2 separate regions of the Homo sapiens genome follow, and region 1 is linked to region 2. Evidence: chromatin contacts called from ENCODE Hi-C data. All regions are on one chromosome and are shown on one strand. Each heading gives the region's core, a stretch centred on a gene start or an enhancer-like site at or near the end of the contact. The rest is flanking DNA. Distances are from core to core; before and after follow the strand shown. Region 1 holds the start of MTFR1L (mitochondrial fission regulator 1 like). Region 2 holds the start of PNRC2 (proline rich nuclear receptor coactivator 2).

Region 1 (6,554 bases), core at 1,024-3,523, 1.9 Mb after region 2:
ATTCAAACCCACATGTGGCTCCAAAGTCTGCATCTGGATTTGGGGGTGTTTTTTGGCATGGCACCCTCACCTCTCTCCCTGCCTGTTTTCCCCAAAGTGGAAAGGAAGGCCTTTCAAACCAGAGTGTCTCACTCCCCTCTGACCTCCAGACCAGATGGGGCATGAGCCAGCCAGCTCAGCCAGGCTCCCTGTGTCCTGGGAGGAAGTGTCCCCATCCCCCATGCCCCTTATGGGGAGGGAGGGCGTCTGATGCTCTCTCTCTGCCTCCCCCCCCATCCTGTCAGGCACAGGTGACGGGGGCAGCCCATGCGAGCCCTTCTCCTGCTGCTCTGGGAGGGCCAGTTCCACATTGAGCCAGCCTGGTCCCATGGAAAATGATGGCCTGGGCTTTCTGAGGCCTTATCTGATGCCTCTGCAGTTCATGTCCCCCACCAGGCCTCGAGGCTCAGGGTGGGAGAGGGCCCCGGGCTGCCCTGTCACTCCTCTAACACTTCCCTCCCCTGTCCCCAACATGCCCTGTAATAAAATTAGAGAAGACTAACTAGAGTGGTTCTAAGTGCTTTTCCTTTGAGTGGCATGTTGCTCAGCTCCGTCCTTCCATGGGGTGGCTCCCTCTTGGGGCAGAGTTGAGCTGGAATGCTTTCAGGTACTATCTTACCTATCGAAGGCTTGAGTGACTTGCCCAAAATAAGTTTTACGATAGAACAAGTGGTAGGACTTACTGTTTTGAGAATCTGGTGCTCTCTGTTGAGAGAGATCTGGGAGTTAAAATCATTGTCTTAAAAGCAGAGCCTGAGACAGGCATGAAGTGTTTTTTTGTTTGTTTGTTTTGTTTGTTTGGTGGGGCTGGGGGGGAGTGTACTTCCAGAAAAACCAGTAAAAGAAGGAAGGAAGCAGAAGAGGGAAAGGAAAAATGCTGAGCAGGAACAGTCTCAGCCCAGCCTTGGCCTGACCCACAGTGGAAGAGCTGTGGGGCATAAACCACACTGCAGAGCTGAACTGGCCTTTTGGACCTTTTATCAGTCATTGGCTTGGGAGGTGAAGGAAATTCCCAGGTAGGGAGCTCCGTTCTTCCTGCAAGGGGATCTGAGTGGGACACCAAATCAGCATCTACACCCAGGACAGACAGCCAGCGTGGACTTGCATGATCCGCCATCGCACAGGAGGGAAAGGTAATGATTAAAACACAATGTGCCATCCTGGGAAGAGGGCCAGACCTGGAAGTCAATCTTCAGCGTTTGAGATATGGTGGAGATCAGGGTGGACGACCTCTGAGGTCTCTAGCCAGGACCAGTCACATAATTTGCACAGCCCCGTGCAAAATGAAAACACAAGAACCCCTATTAGAAAATCATTTCAAGACGGCAACAGCAAAGTACTAAACCAAGTACAGGATTCTGAGCATGCGGCCCGTTGTGACTGCATGGGCTGTTCACCCATGAAACCAGCTCTGTCTCTGGCAGAGGGGACTGCAGGCTTTGGAACCAAGGAACTCCAGCCTGGGAGCCAGGCACAGCCCGAGGCTGTGCTGAAGGCAGAGAAGGAAATGTGACCCAGGAACTGCATGCCACAGACCAAGACAGTGAGGGCTGGAGCACAAAGAGGGAGTGGGTTAGTGAGCCTGGAAGGAATGTGGCTCTTCCCACAGAGCCTCTGGAGTCTTGTACATCAAGTACCCATCTAATAAGCAAACTCATTGAATATACCGTGTGTGTGTGTGTGTGTGTGTGTGTGTGTGTGTGTGTGTGTGAGAGAGAGAGAGAGAGGCTAAAATAGAAGAAAGCTGCAAAGTGCTGGAGGGCAGGAGTCAAGAGGAGAAAGAGGCCCATTCTGCGCATTCTTGCTGGAGAGAGGCTTTGCAAAGGGACCTGCCTGGGAACCAAGAACTGGGAAGGGGGCCAGGGTGAGGATTCTGAAGTTTGCCCTAGGGGTAGGAGCATATTTTAGGGGTCGAGCGACACACCCCTGGGCTTCCAGAAGTCGGATGGGGCTAAACGTGGAGAGCAACAAGCAGGGAGACGCGACGAATACCAGGCCGAGGGATCTCCAAACGCAGCCAACTCCTCCCGGGGACACAGACCCCGCGGGGGCACGGTCTCGATGGAGGGGAGTGTGCTCCGCGGTATCGGAGCCTACAGCCGCCAGCGCCTCGCCCACTCGGGGGCCGCGCTCCCCTCGCCACCGAGCTGGACCCGCCTCCTGAGGGTGCGCGGAGGTGCGCCTCGGTGCGCAGCTGCGGAGGATCGCTTCCGGGGGGCGGGTCAGCGGAAGTGAGGGCGGTTGAGGCTGGGCGGCCCAAGGTGGAAGGAGGGGCCGTGAGGTGAGAGAGTCCGGGAGCCCGAGCTTGAGGTGAGAAAGGTTCTAGGGAGGCGCGGAGGCGGGAGCGCGACCTTCCAGCCCGTTAGTAGACTGGGTCTACGTGCCGGGCGCTGTGCGGAGCCCGCAGCTCCTGTTCCCGCGCGAGTTCTCGCGGGAGCCGCAGCTGTCCGTCTCACTTGGCCCGGGGGAAACTGAGTCCCCGAAGGGTAGTTGCTCGTCGGAGTTCCCCAGCAAACAGTGACCAAGCCAGACCTCAGGCTTCTAGTTTCGGCTTCGCTGCTTGACGGGCCGGGCTGCCCCGCCGCGCATTCTGAGACCTGGCCGCGGCTCGGAGGCTTCCGCGCACTCGGGTCCGGGTCCTGTGGGTCCAAGGGCCGCTGGGCAGGCGGCGAGCACTTGGCCGACCTTGGCCCAGGTCGGGTCGTCTGCCGCGGGGGAGGGGCGACTCGCCCTGGCGGGTCCCCGCGGGGAGAGGGTCCGCGCGGGTCTCCGGCCACTGCTGCGCGCGGCAAAGTTTCACTGAGCGCGGCGGCCTCCGTGGGGGCCCCCGGGACCAGGGGTGCTGAGCAGGGCCCTGCGCTGGAGGAGCTCCCGTTCTCCTGAGGGGACGCCTGTCAGCAGACAGCAACTGCAGCCTCCGGAGGGCTGCGGGGCGCAGAGGTGACAAGACCCACCGGTGCTGCCGGCGAACCGGGGGAAGATCTTCTAGCCAGTGACACTTGGGGGCGGGGGTGACAGCTGAGTTGGTGTTCCCCTTCATTCGTTTAGTTCAGCGCGTTGAAGCGCTCACTGTGTCCTAGGCAGACACCGTGCTGTGCGCGGGGATCACAGTTATCTAGTTCCTCTCGCGAGGACTCCGAGGGACAGGCAGGGTGCTGCGGAGCGCACAGGAAAGGACCTGACCCTGTCGCAGGGAAGGAAGGTGATGCTTAAGCTGAGCTCTGAGGAATGATGAAGAATGAGCTCGGCGAAGGGGGTGCTGGTGTTTGATGCAGGGCTCAGAGGTGGGCCCAGTGTTGGGGGTTGAGGGCCAGTGTGGCTGGAGGGCAAGGGGGAGAGCAGGAGGGCTGGCTGCGAAGCGTGCAGGCCTTGGTGCTCAGTGAATGTGGTCTAGAGACGGCAGAGAAAGATGGGTTTGGGACTGATTGTGGATTTTATCCTGTGTTGGCTCTAGTAAGCCAGTTTTAAACGGATGAGCGATGTGATTAACTGTGTTTGGGAAGGATTCCTCTGGCTGTGTGTGAGGGTTAGGCCCGGCTGGGTCTTTGGAGGTAAGGTCGGAGAGGAAGTGGCAGTAAGCACCGTTAGTGCAATTTGTGGCCGACACGGACATTCAGCACAGAGCCTGGCACACAGAGGGACTCTGATAATAAAGGCTTGAACTGAGCCGAGAAGATGGAGCCCACGCAGGAGGTGGCAGGACCTGGACCAGGCTTTGGGTGCTTTGCACTGGCATGACCACTGAGTGACCTTAGACAAGTGCCTTCCCCTGTCCAACTTCCTTTCCCCATGTGTATCGTGAAGTGAATGACACCTCGTCTCCCAAGGGTAGAAGAGGGGACCCTCCACAGGAGGTCTCCAGAAAGAGCTGCTTTGTCAGTCTAGTCTATCTCCCATTCAGAGCCTGTCCAGGGCTCCCCAGTGACCCGGACCTCATGACTTGCCCCCTACTTTTGTAGCTTTATCATGCTCTGCTCCTCTTTCCATGTCCTTCACCTTCTTGTGCTGGACCTGTGCTCTTGCTGTTTTGTCTTCATTTCCTACTCCCTCGCAACTTACTACAGGGCACTAGGGCCAGAGCTCTGACCTCATCTGGCCACCTGCCTAATGCTACTCAGCCTTTGCTAGAAGTATGTATTCATGTCCTATCACTCTGCTGGACAGCGAGTTCCTTGAGAGCATGACTGTGTCTTACTCCTTCCATAGCCCCTACGGTGCCCAGCACAAGGCCTGGCACAAGTGGGTACTGTTGGTGTTTGATGAACAAGTGAATGAACGAGCACACTGATTGCATCTGCTCACCATGCAAGGACTGCTGTGAAGAGCAGTCAGATGTCACCTCACCCATCTGTGTCATGTTTTAACAGTTCATTAAGCACTCAACCCCATTTCACTCATTGACCCTTAAGGTAGCCTCCAGTGGCAGCTTTTCCTGTCTCCTTTTTCCAGATGGAAAAACCAACATTCAGAAAAGTTAAATAACTTGCCTGTAGCTACAAAGCCAGAAGGTGGCTGAGCCAGGATAAACTTTTTTGGCTCTTTTTCTCTGTAGCTCATGAGACTGAGATTGGCATGAGCTGGTGTTCGTTCTCCTATTTTCTCTGATCTCTCCCTTTGCAAGGGCCCAGCAGTGCTTTTACATCTCATCTTCAAGAATGAATCCTGGGCTTGGATAGTACTTATAATTTGGCTAGATGAGCTTTGTAGCTACCAAGGATTCTATTTGCATCTTTAGAAGTTTTGCCTCAAGAAACCTGAGAGCCCAGGAAGGCTCTTGGGTTGGCCAAGCTCACTAGGCAAATCTTTTTTTTTTTTTTTTTTTTTTGAGACGGAGTCTCGCTCTGTCACCCAGGTTGGAGTGCAGTGGCGTGATCTCGGCTCACTGCAAGCTCTGCCTCCTGGGTTCACGCCATTCTCCTGCCTCAGCCTCCCAAGTAGCTGGTACTACAGGTGCCCGCCACCACACCTGGCTAATTTTTTGTATTTTTAGTAGAGACAGGGCTTCACTGTGTTAGCCAGGATGGTCTCGCTCTCCTGACCTCGTGATCCGCCCACCTCGGCCTCCCAAAGTGCTGGGATTACAGATGTGAGCCACTGCGCCTGGCCGCAGATCTTTAACAGAACCTTTAAGAGTCTGGACTTAGAGCTAAGTGTTGGGTGAGGGCAGCCTCTTGGGCTGGTTTTCTCCCCTGTGAAGTCATGGCTCTGCAGGGCCTGGTTTTTTGGGGCTTGTGTGGTGACCATTAAATCCCCACTGTGGGGGGTTGTTTCACAAGAGGGAAATCTGGTGCTCCTCCAGATGGCCTGATATGAAGGAGTCACGCCTCCCGCCTCCCGGAGCTGCCCAGTGGCTGCCTTGTCCTTCAAGTGCAGGAGCTGGTTCAAATGTCAGGAATGGAAGCCACTGTGGTAAGGGGCATTCCCAGGGCAGGGGTATGGTGGGGAAGGTTGGGTGCTGGGCCTGCTGAAGTACTGTAAAAGGTTCTGAGACTCTCCAGTTGAGCACTCCTTTCTCCAGAGGCCTGGAATTGGAGCAAGGCCACCGTTTCACTCCCTCCCCCTAAGAAGAACCAACTATGATCCTGGGGCACTTCAGGAGTCAGTGTATGTCTGCCTTTCTGTACAGAGGACGGGAAGGAAAGCCTGGATAATCTCTACACTCAGCTACTTCCTCTCCCCTTCCCTGACCCTCCCAACATTGACTGCCTTAGCAGCAGCAGGTATTCCCTTGGGTGGCTGGCCAGGGTGTAGGCTGGCAACTGGGGAACCTGCCCTCACTATAATTGAGAGTTGACTTGCCCCTAGAGAGTGCCCTGTCCCTAGGTTTGTGGAATTCAGTCTCCACAAACCTAGAGAGGAGAGGACAAGGACAGTAGTTGGATTCATTCTCTGGGGTTGTAGCTGTCTCCGTCTCTTTGCTCCAGACCATCCCAATCTGGCAAAACAAGCCACATGGGGCTGCTCGAAGTGTAGTAAGAAGAATTGGGACCAACCTACCCTTGAAGCCGTGTGCCCGGGCGTCCTTTGAGGTGAGTATGTTGGAAGGGCAGGAGAGTAGAGGCTCAGACAGTGCTGCTTCTGTGCCCCAAACCCCTTGGTACTGCCCAAGTAGGTTGTTTCCTGGTCACTTTTCATTCTGTTATGAAATATTTGTTAAATGCTTATAAGATATCCTGGTCACTGTGTCCTCCTGAGTGCATACAAACCTGTGACCACAAGGAACCTGACAGGTCCCCCACATGGGACACTGACTATTGTGATTTTTGAGTTGAACTCTGCTTTTCTTCACCAGCCCTAAGAATTGACCATGTAGCCAGTATTTTTATTTTATTATTTTTTGAGATGAGGTCTCCCTATGTTGCCCAGGCTAGGTCTTAAACTCCTGGGCTCAAGCAGTCCTCCTGCCTCAGCCTCCTATGTAGCTGGGATTACAGGCACAAGCCACCATGCCCAGCTCCACTATTTTTAGTGTTTCTCTGAGGCCATAATTCCTCAGCCTTCTCTTTTTGGCCAAT
Region 2 (7,154 bases), core at 2,103-4,602:
GGACTACAGGCGTGAGCCACTGTGCCCGGCCCAGAAACACTTGCTTTTTGCTCCACCTCTACTTACAGATTAGGTAGATAATGTTTTCCTAATGATTTCATTGATTTTGGTTGCCACTGATACATAGCTCAAAACAGATCCTCCAGTGAAAAAATTTCAGCAAGTTGTGAGAGTCCCCCTCCTTTTCTACTTTATTTGCAGGGTCCAGTAACAATGTTTGTTACCTGCACCTCCTGAGTGAGGTTAGCAGGCTGATTTTGGCCTTGCCTGTCCTTGACTCTCAGGGGAAGAAGGGAGGGAATAAATCTTCCCAGACACTAGTTTCCCTCTCTGGTAAATTGTAAAGGAAACAGCTTTTGGGTTCCTTTAGGGCCAGGATGGAGCCTCCTTCACTGCTGTATCCCCAGAGCGTGGCATAGTGCCTGGCACAAAGTAGGCACCAGATAAATCTTTGCTAAATATTTTGTATTAAACATCCATGTATTTATTATGCATTTGGCTTCCAGTTTAGGTGAGCTGTATCCTGAGAGCTGTTTGTCGGCATCAACATTTTCCTATTTGAATTGAGAACTGCTAATAGGATTGTGCTGGTGGAGCTGAGTTTAAAGACCATATGGTTCTGGCAGAGGCTGTATCAGATGTCCCAAAAAAGGTATTATTTTAACTTCTCCTCTCTAGTTCTGAGCTGTTGCGGGCACTTGGTAAATACTAATGAATGATGAGGCTGGAGCTAGCCTGAGAGGGTGCTGGGAGTCTGGGACGCAGTAAAAGCTTTAACAGTGCTTTCCCCAAGGGCATCTCGACTCTGACCTTCTGGCAAAGAAACTGGTTCTGCCAGATGGTAGGATGGAGGCTTCTTGTTGCCCGAACAGCCCCGGCAGCCCAGTCAACAGTCAGTGTCTGCTCTGAGCAAAAAACCTTTTAGGTGCTGGAGAGCACAGATGCTGCAGGCAACCTGCAGCCTGGCCTCTTGAATCCTAGTACCTGGCTTTCAACTCGAAACCGTCTGAGCCTTCATCTGTACAGTGCGGATGAAAACAGCTCCTACCTCACAACATTATTGTGAGGATTAAATGAAATGATGTAAGAAAAAAAAATTTAGCACAGGGTAGGGGGCAGAGTAAGGATACTCTGTGTGGGTTTATACATTTCCAATGTTATGTGTGCGTTTATGCAGATAAAATTCAGAGTGGCTGAAGAGATGAATTTTTTTTTTTTTTTTTTGAGACAGTGTCTTACTCTCACCCAGGAGTGCAGTGTTGTGATCGCAGCTCACTGCAGCCTCTACTTCCTGGGCTCGGGTGATTCTCCCACCTTAGTCTCTCAGGTAGCTGGGACTACAGGCGTGTGCCACCATGCCCAGCTAATTGTTATTTGTAGAGATGGGGTTTTGCCATGTTGCCCAGGCTGGTCTCAAACTCCCGCGCTCAAGTGATCCTCCTGCCTCGGCCTCCCAAATTGCTGAGATTACAGGTGTGAGCCATGCCCTGCCATGAAAAGACTAACTCTAGACTGCAATGGCTTTGAATAATTTTCTAAACGTTTAGAGTTTAGATTTTATTCCGTATCACAATTTGGAGCCACGGAAGTGTTTTTTTGTTTGTTTTTTGTTTTTTAAAGTGACACCATTAAAAATTCATTAAATACAGCTGGCTATTATCTGGCTAGACGTCTAAGCAAACTTCTTGAATGTTTGGAAAACAGATTACACTTTCACTAAGACACCTGTTGGTTTACCACATACTTCTTATTTGAATATGATTAGCATCAGAAAGTCCCTATGCTCAAAAATACCTCTTTTATCAAATTAGATTAACAAACTGCATCCCGTAAGATGCAGTAACTTTTCTTAAGATCCAATGGCTAGAATATAGGAATTTGGGTTGGATTGGGAAGTGGGGGATAACGGTGGCAAAAAATTGAAGATTAAAAAACGAAATACAGGCCGGGTGTGGTGGCTCACGCCTGTAATCCCAGCACTTTGAGTGGCTGAGACGGGCGGATCACGTGAGGTTAGGAGTTTGAGACCAGCCTGGCCAACATGATGAAATCCTGTCTCTACTAAAAATACAAAAATTAGGAGGGTGTGGTGGCAGGCGCCTGTAATCCCAACTACTCAGGAGGCTGAGGCAGGAGAATCGCTTGAGCCCAGGAGGCGGAGGTTGCAGTGAGCCGAGATTGTGCCACTGCACTCCAGCCTGGGCGACAGAAGGAGACTCCGTCTCAAAAATAACGAATTACATGAGATTTATAAAAAGTTGGTAAATATAAATTCTGTAACGTAAACTTGGGTATATATGTGTATACACGAACAAACTGTGAATGAGACTGATTTTGTACCGTTTGGCCCAGAATTATTCACGCTCATTGAAATTAGTGCTCTTTTAAAAGATTCACATTGGGTTACTTATACATTTACTCCAAAGAAATTGCCATTTTCCCCTTACCTGCATCTGGCTGGCATAATCAACTGAACAATATTCTCTTTCTTCCCCTTTTTCACTTACAAGTGGGGCAGAAAGGGGAGGAGAGCAGTCCTCATTCTTTCAGCAAACTTACTGTGCACTTACAACGCGCGAAGGCGCTGTGCTCAGAGAAACAAAACCTAACCGGTTGTGGCCCTCGAGGGTGTGTGGGTGGGGAGAGCTGCAGCCACAGGAAACGGTAACACGGCGCGTAAAGGGCTCTAATTGAACTTAAGGACCAATGGGGCCACCAAGCAGGAAGTGACTGACTTGCCCGCGTGTGTCTGAACCGCCTTCACAGGGAGGCAACTTTTGAGTAATTGCGGGGCTGGAGGGTGGGGGCACTGGAGGGAACCGCGGGGAGGCGCCGGCTTCGGACGCGGAGTTGTGGGTGTGGGAGAGAGGCGACCCAGAAGCCGAGGCCCGAGGCGGGAGGGGGCTGCGCCCTGGCAAGAGGCTTTCCGGAGTATCTTCCATCTGTCAATACAGGCTACAGGACTCAGTGGCCCTAATTCGAGAACCAAACGTCCCCCGCCGGTCAGTCTTTTCCCCCAGGGCAGTCCCAAGGGCGGCGAGCCCGCGCGCACGAGAGCCGAGCGGTAGGAAGAGCCGAGAGCTAGCGGCCGGGGCCTCGGCGGGCCAGGGGCGCGGAGAGGCCGCCGGAGAAAGGACTAAGACACCGGTGGACCGAGCAGTTACTCCCGGCATGCTCCTCCTCCCCGGGCAGATTTCAAACCCTCTGCAGCCCCACCTCCGCGCCTTCGCCCCCGGCCAGCCCCAGCAACAGGCGGCGGCCCGCTTCTCATTGGCCAGGCCCGCGCTGTCGTGTTTTGATTGGCCGCGGAGCCTCCCGGCCCTGCTTCTGCAGTCGCTGCCGACTCCATTTTGTCGGTAGAGGCAGAAGGAGAAGGTCGGGTTGTAGAAGCTGGGGTGGCCGGCAGCTCGCTCATCGGTGTTCGTGGGCTTTGTCGGTCCGTGCCTCGTCTCTCCCTGGAAAGGGAGGGAGGCTTCGACGTCGAGAGGGAGCCGCTGCCGCGTTAGTTCCGAGCTTGAAGTCAGTAAGTAGCGGCTGCGCTAAGGGCGCGGCCATGTTGGTGGCCGCGCTCCCCATTGTTGGAGGAAGGAGGCGAGCGGAGGCGAGATCCGGGTAACCCGGGCGGGCGCGGGCGGTCACGGGCGGTCGCAGCGCCGCGACCCCTGCGGCTCCGGAGAGATGGGGCCACTGGGAAGCCAAGCCCTTGTGGCGTCGGAGGAGGCGTTTTCCGGGTTCGAGTTGGGAATTACTCACAGTCCGGAAATGGCAATTTATTTAGGGTTGTTTATCTGTTTGGAAAGCTCTCTTACCCCTTTGAAAGGAGGGGGCTTAACTATTTGGTAACTTATTTTCTTGGAACATCAAATTAAAACCAAACCTTGAAAGTTAAGCTGTTCCCTCTAGGGAGACATTTTTATATATTTAAGATGGGCTTAGACTGTTAGGGCTTGTGAGAACTTATTTTAAGACGGGGAGGAGGCGAGAGCGTTCATAACCAAAGGAAACACTGCGTGATGTCTACATGTTCCAAGAGACTGAAAATGGATGTGACATGTGTGGAAAGATTGGAAAATTCTGGTGGGAGTTTAAAAACACGGTCTCTTTAGAAAATCCGCCTGAAGCCAATTTTTTGATATGACTCAACATTTAACACTTCCTTGATTTTATACGCGAGAGAATCTGAAGGTCTTTCCCAGGAAAAAGATAAAGATAAAACTTATTGCGGGACTTGGAGACACTTACAAAAATTCCCCAGGAGTGACTGGATCTCAAGGGTGAAGAGTTTTTTTAAATGGTCGTGGTTATAAGGTCAAAGAAAGCCATCTTACGAGAAATTTTCTACCTTTTAGTTCAGGAAGTAGCCTTCTTTACAGTCAACGATTTTCGTAGTAAATCTAAATGATCACTTTCTCAACGTGTTTTTGAAATAATGAAGTAATCTTTACTTTTCTAGCTAGGACTTCTCTCAAACTTGTGTGCTGAGGAGACTCAGATGTTGGCCTCAGCTCCTAGGCTGAACTCAGCAGATCGGCCCATGAAAACTTCTGTATTGAGACAAAGGAAGGGATCTGTCAGAAAGCAACACTTGTTATCTTGGGCTTGGCAGCAAGGAAGAGGACAGGTAGTGGAGATCCTGCAATCTGAAAAGCAGACTGAAAGGTAATCATCATAATGGGCAAACATTTTATGATGGAACCATCCTAAACCAATTGTTTTTATTTTAAAATAGATTATGTAGATTTGTGGGTAAGCTCATTTTTCTTAGGGAAGGTATAACAATAAAGGTTGTGCATATATTGAAGTCTGAACGGCTTGCTTTTTTGAGTTTAAAGCAGCTGAATAGCCTGTTATTGAGTCTTGTCCAAAATATCTGGAGTTATAAGTTGGAGCCATAGAAGCTTCTTAAAGATTTTGAACTTTTCTTAATGGAATTTTACTCAATATTTGTTTCCATTCACTTGTAGGTGACAAAGAAGCTGAAGATGGGTGGTGGAGAGAGGTATAACATTCCAGCCCCTCAATCTAGAAATGTTAGTAAGAACCAACAACAGCTTAACAGACAGAAGACCAAGGAACAGAATTCCCAGATGAAGATTGTTCATAAGAAAAAAGAAAGAGGACATGGTTATAACTCATCAGCAGCTGCCTGGCAGGCCATGCAAAATGGGGGGAAGAACAAAAATTTTCCAAATAATCAAAGTTGGAATTCTAGCTTATCAGGTCCCAGGTTACTTTTTAAATCTCAAGCTAATCAGAACTATGCTGGTGCCAAATTTAGTGAGCCGCCATCACCAAGTGTTCTTCCCAAACCACCAAGCCACTGGGTCCCTGTTTCCTTTAATCCTTCAGATAAGGAAATAATGACATTTCAACTTAAAACCTTACTTAAAGTACAGGTATAAAATAAGACAAATGTTTAAATTTAGTTATGTTCACGGATAGTTGTCAATTGGTCTGAAACAAATTCGCTAGGGAATCTATTTGTGTAGAACTAATTAATGTAAAAAAAATAGACCATCTCGTGTTGTGTGCACTGTGATATAATGGTAGTATCAGTGCAACTTAAACTAATGATTGTACTTGATATTAAGTGTTCTCAACTGAGTAACTTTTAAGTGGAAACCAAGTTTAGATTTGGGGAGTGGTAAAGGAATCAGCTTTTTCTATTGTTAGGGGAAGACAGTAATTTATCATTCATGGACCAGTAGATTGTTGAAAGTTGGTGAATCGGATTATAAGCTTCTAGCTAACACAAGGATTCAGAATTAGGTAAACATCTGAAGGTTTAGTATATTAGAAACACCCAAACCAGTAATATGCTAACCTGATGCACTGCTGAAAGAAAATGTGAATTTTTCGTAATAATTGCATTTTAGTGAATTGTACAGTGGGTGGAAAGGGCATTTGGAGCTCATTAGAATGAGACATAGTACACCCCAATGGCCCTGTTTATTAAATGTAGTGGATTAAGTGTCTGTCAACAAATACACCAAAACCATTTTTTATAGAAACAGTATTTAATGGTCACTCAATAGCTTTCAAAATACATTTTTGTATTACAGCACTGCACAAGCTATTCTAATAGTGCTCTGGCCTCATCATTCCTGCAAAGCTTGCTTTGGGGAGTTGGATAATGTGAAAATTTTAAGTACCTAGGGGAGAAAGAGCCATGTAAATATCTGTAATAAACTTGTAGCATATGTAAAGTTTTCTTGGCCTTTATCTTACAAAAATGGAGTATTTTAGTATGAATTTGCTGAATGTAAGACCGTGGACTGTTTTTTATAATATGGCCTAATTTTAAAGGTCCAAAATAACTTGTTTTTAAAGTTTGCCCTTGTGCTAAAGTGCCAGTGTATGTATGTTATACTTGATTTGGTTGTAAACTATATTTCAAAGTAAACCCTAGTGTAATAAGTTTTATAACTAAAAAGGTTTAAGCTGCTAAAACTATTTTTAAGAGATGTGAAATGCAGTATGGGACTATCTTTTTTTCCTCCTCTAAGCCCAAAGATTAACTAGAGTCCCTCCAACCTTATAGATTGTTGGCTTTCACAATCTTATAACCTAGGATACAGGTAGTTTCGAGTATGGTGCCAGTGATGTTTTGTTTTTGTTTGGTCAAGGGGTAGGTGCAACCCAATGGACCACTTATGCAAAAGATGTAAACTCTTGCATAATACATTGATAACATGTTTTGCCAACTTTAAATGCTTAAACATAAGCGAAACCAGTAGCAAGTATGTGGGTCAGCTTAAAAATTTTGATTGTTAATGCCCTATTTTCTAATTTGGCACCTCTTGATGCCTAAGCAGGTAAGCAGATGCCTAAGCTGTATTTCTCCAAATAAATCAAGATGAAGTACTGCCCAAGTTAAATATTGATAGCCTAAAGACAAGTTTATGTAGTACTTAATGTACATGATATGAATGTGAAGCATAAAATTAAATAAAATTTTTCCCCATTGGCTTGGTTTTATTTTAAAAATGGTTTTGATTGCTTAATATTCTTTTTAAAAATGTGTTTTACTTGTCACTGACTTGAAGCTCATAATACACTCACAATATTCCAAACTCTTGGATTTCTCAGACTCCAGAACTATGAACCACTACATTTCTGATCATATATATATACGTATATATAAAAAAGGTCAC

The links. A loop is a pair of places that touch in the nucleus more often than their neighbours do. Pooled maps may share reads with other maps.
Region 1: a loop to region 2 is called in a pooled map, with 18 times the contacts of the local background. The contact joins the promoter of MTFR1L here to the promoter of PNRC2 in region 2. A Hi-C loop is called at or near these places in 4 of 50 pooled maps.

What each region holds. Positions count from the first base shown.
Region 1 is chr1:25,817,681-25,824,234 of GRCh38, forward strand. It overlaps MTFR1L (mitochondrial fission regulator 1 like), which reads left to right and starts at 2,274. Exons shown (of 7, transcript NM_001099625.2): 1 at 2,274-2,349; 2 at 5,339-5,448; 3 at 5,964-6,068. The coding sequence starts at 5,425. It overlaps LOC646471 (a long non-coding RNA gene), which reads right to left and starts at 5,926. Exons shown (of 1, transcript NR_024498.1): 1 at 2,274-5,926. SELENON (selenoprotein N) reads left to right here. Exons shown (of 12, transcript NM_206926.2): 12 at 1-541. RefSeq lists enhancers at 317-817, 2,460-2,599, 2,980-3,069 and silencers at 2,060-2,249, 2,700-2,869.
Region 2 is chr1:23,956,476-23,963,629 of GRCh38, forward strand. PNRC2 (proline rich nuclear receptor coactivator 2) reads left to right here and starts at 3,353. Exons shown (of 3, transcript NM_017761.4): 1 at 3,353-3,523; 2 at 4,454-4,659; 3 at 4,965-6,987. The coding sequence starts at 4,983. The coding sequence ends at 5,402. LOC124903877 (a long non-coding RNA gene) reads right to left here and starts at 1,639. Exons shown (of 4, transcript XR_007065541.1): 1 at 1,627-1,639; 2 at 41-43. RefSeq lists enhancers at 1,583-2,211, 2,390-2,449, 3,350-3,619 and silencers at 2,530-2,629, 3,040-3,149.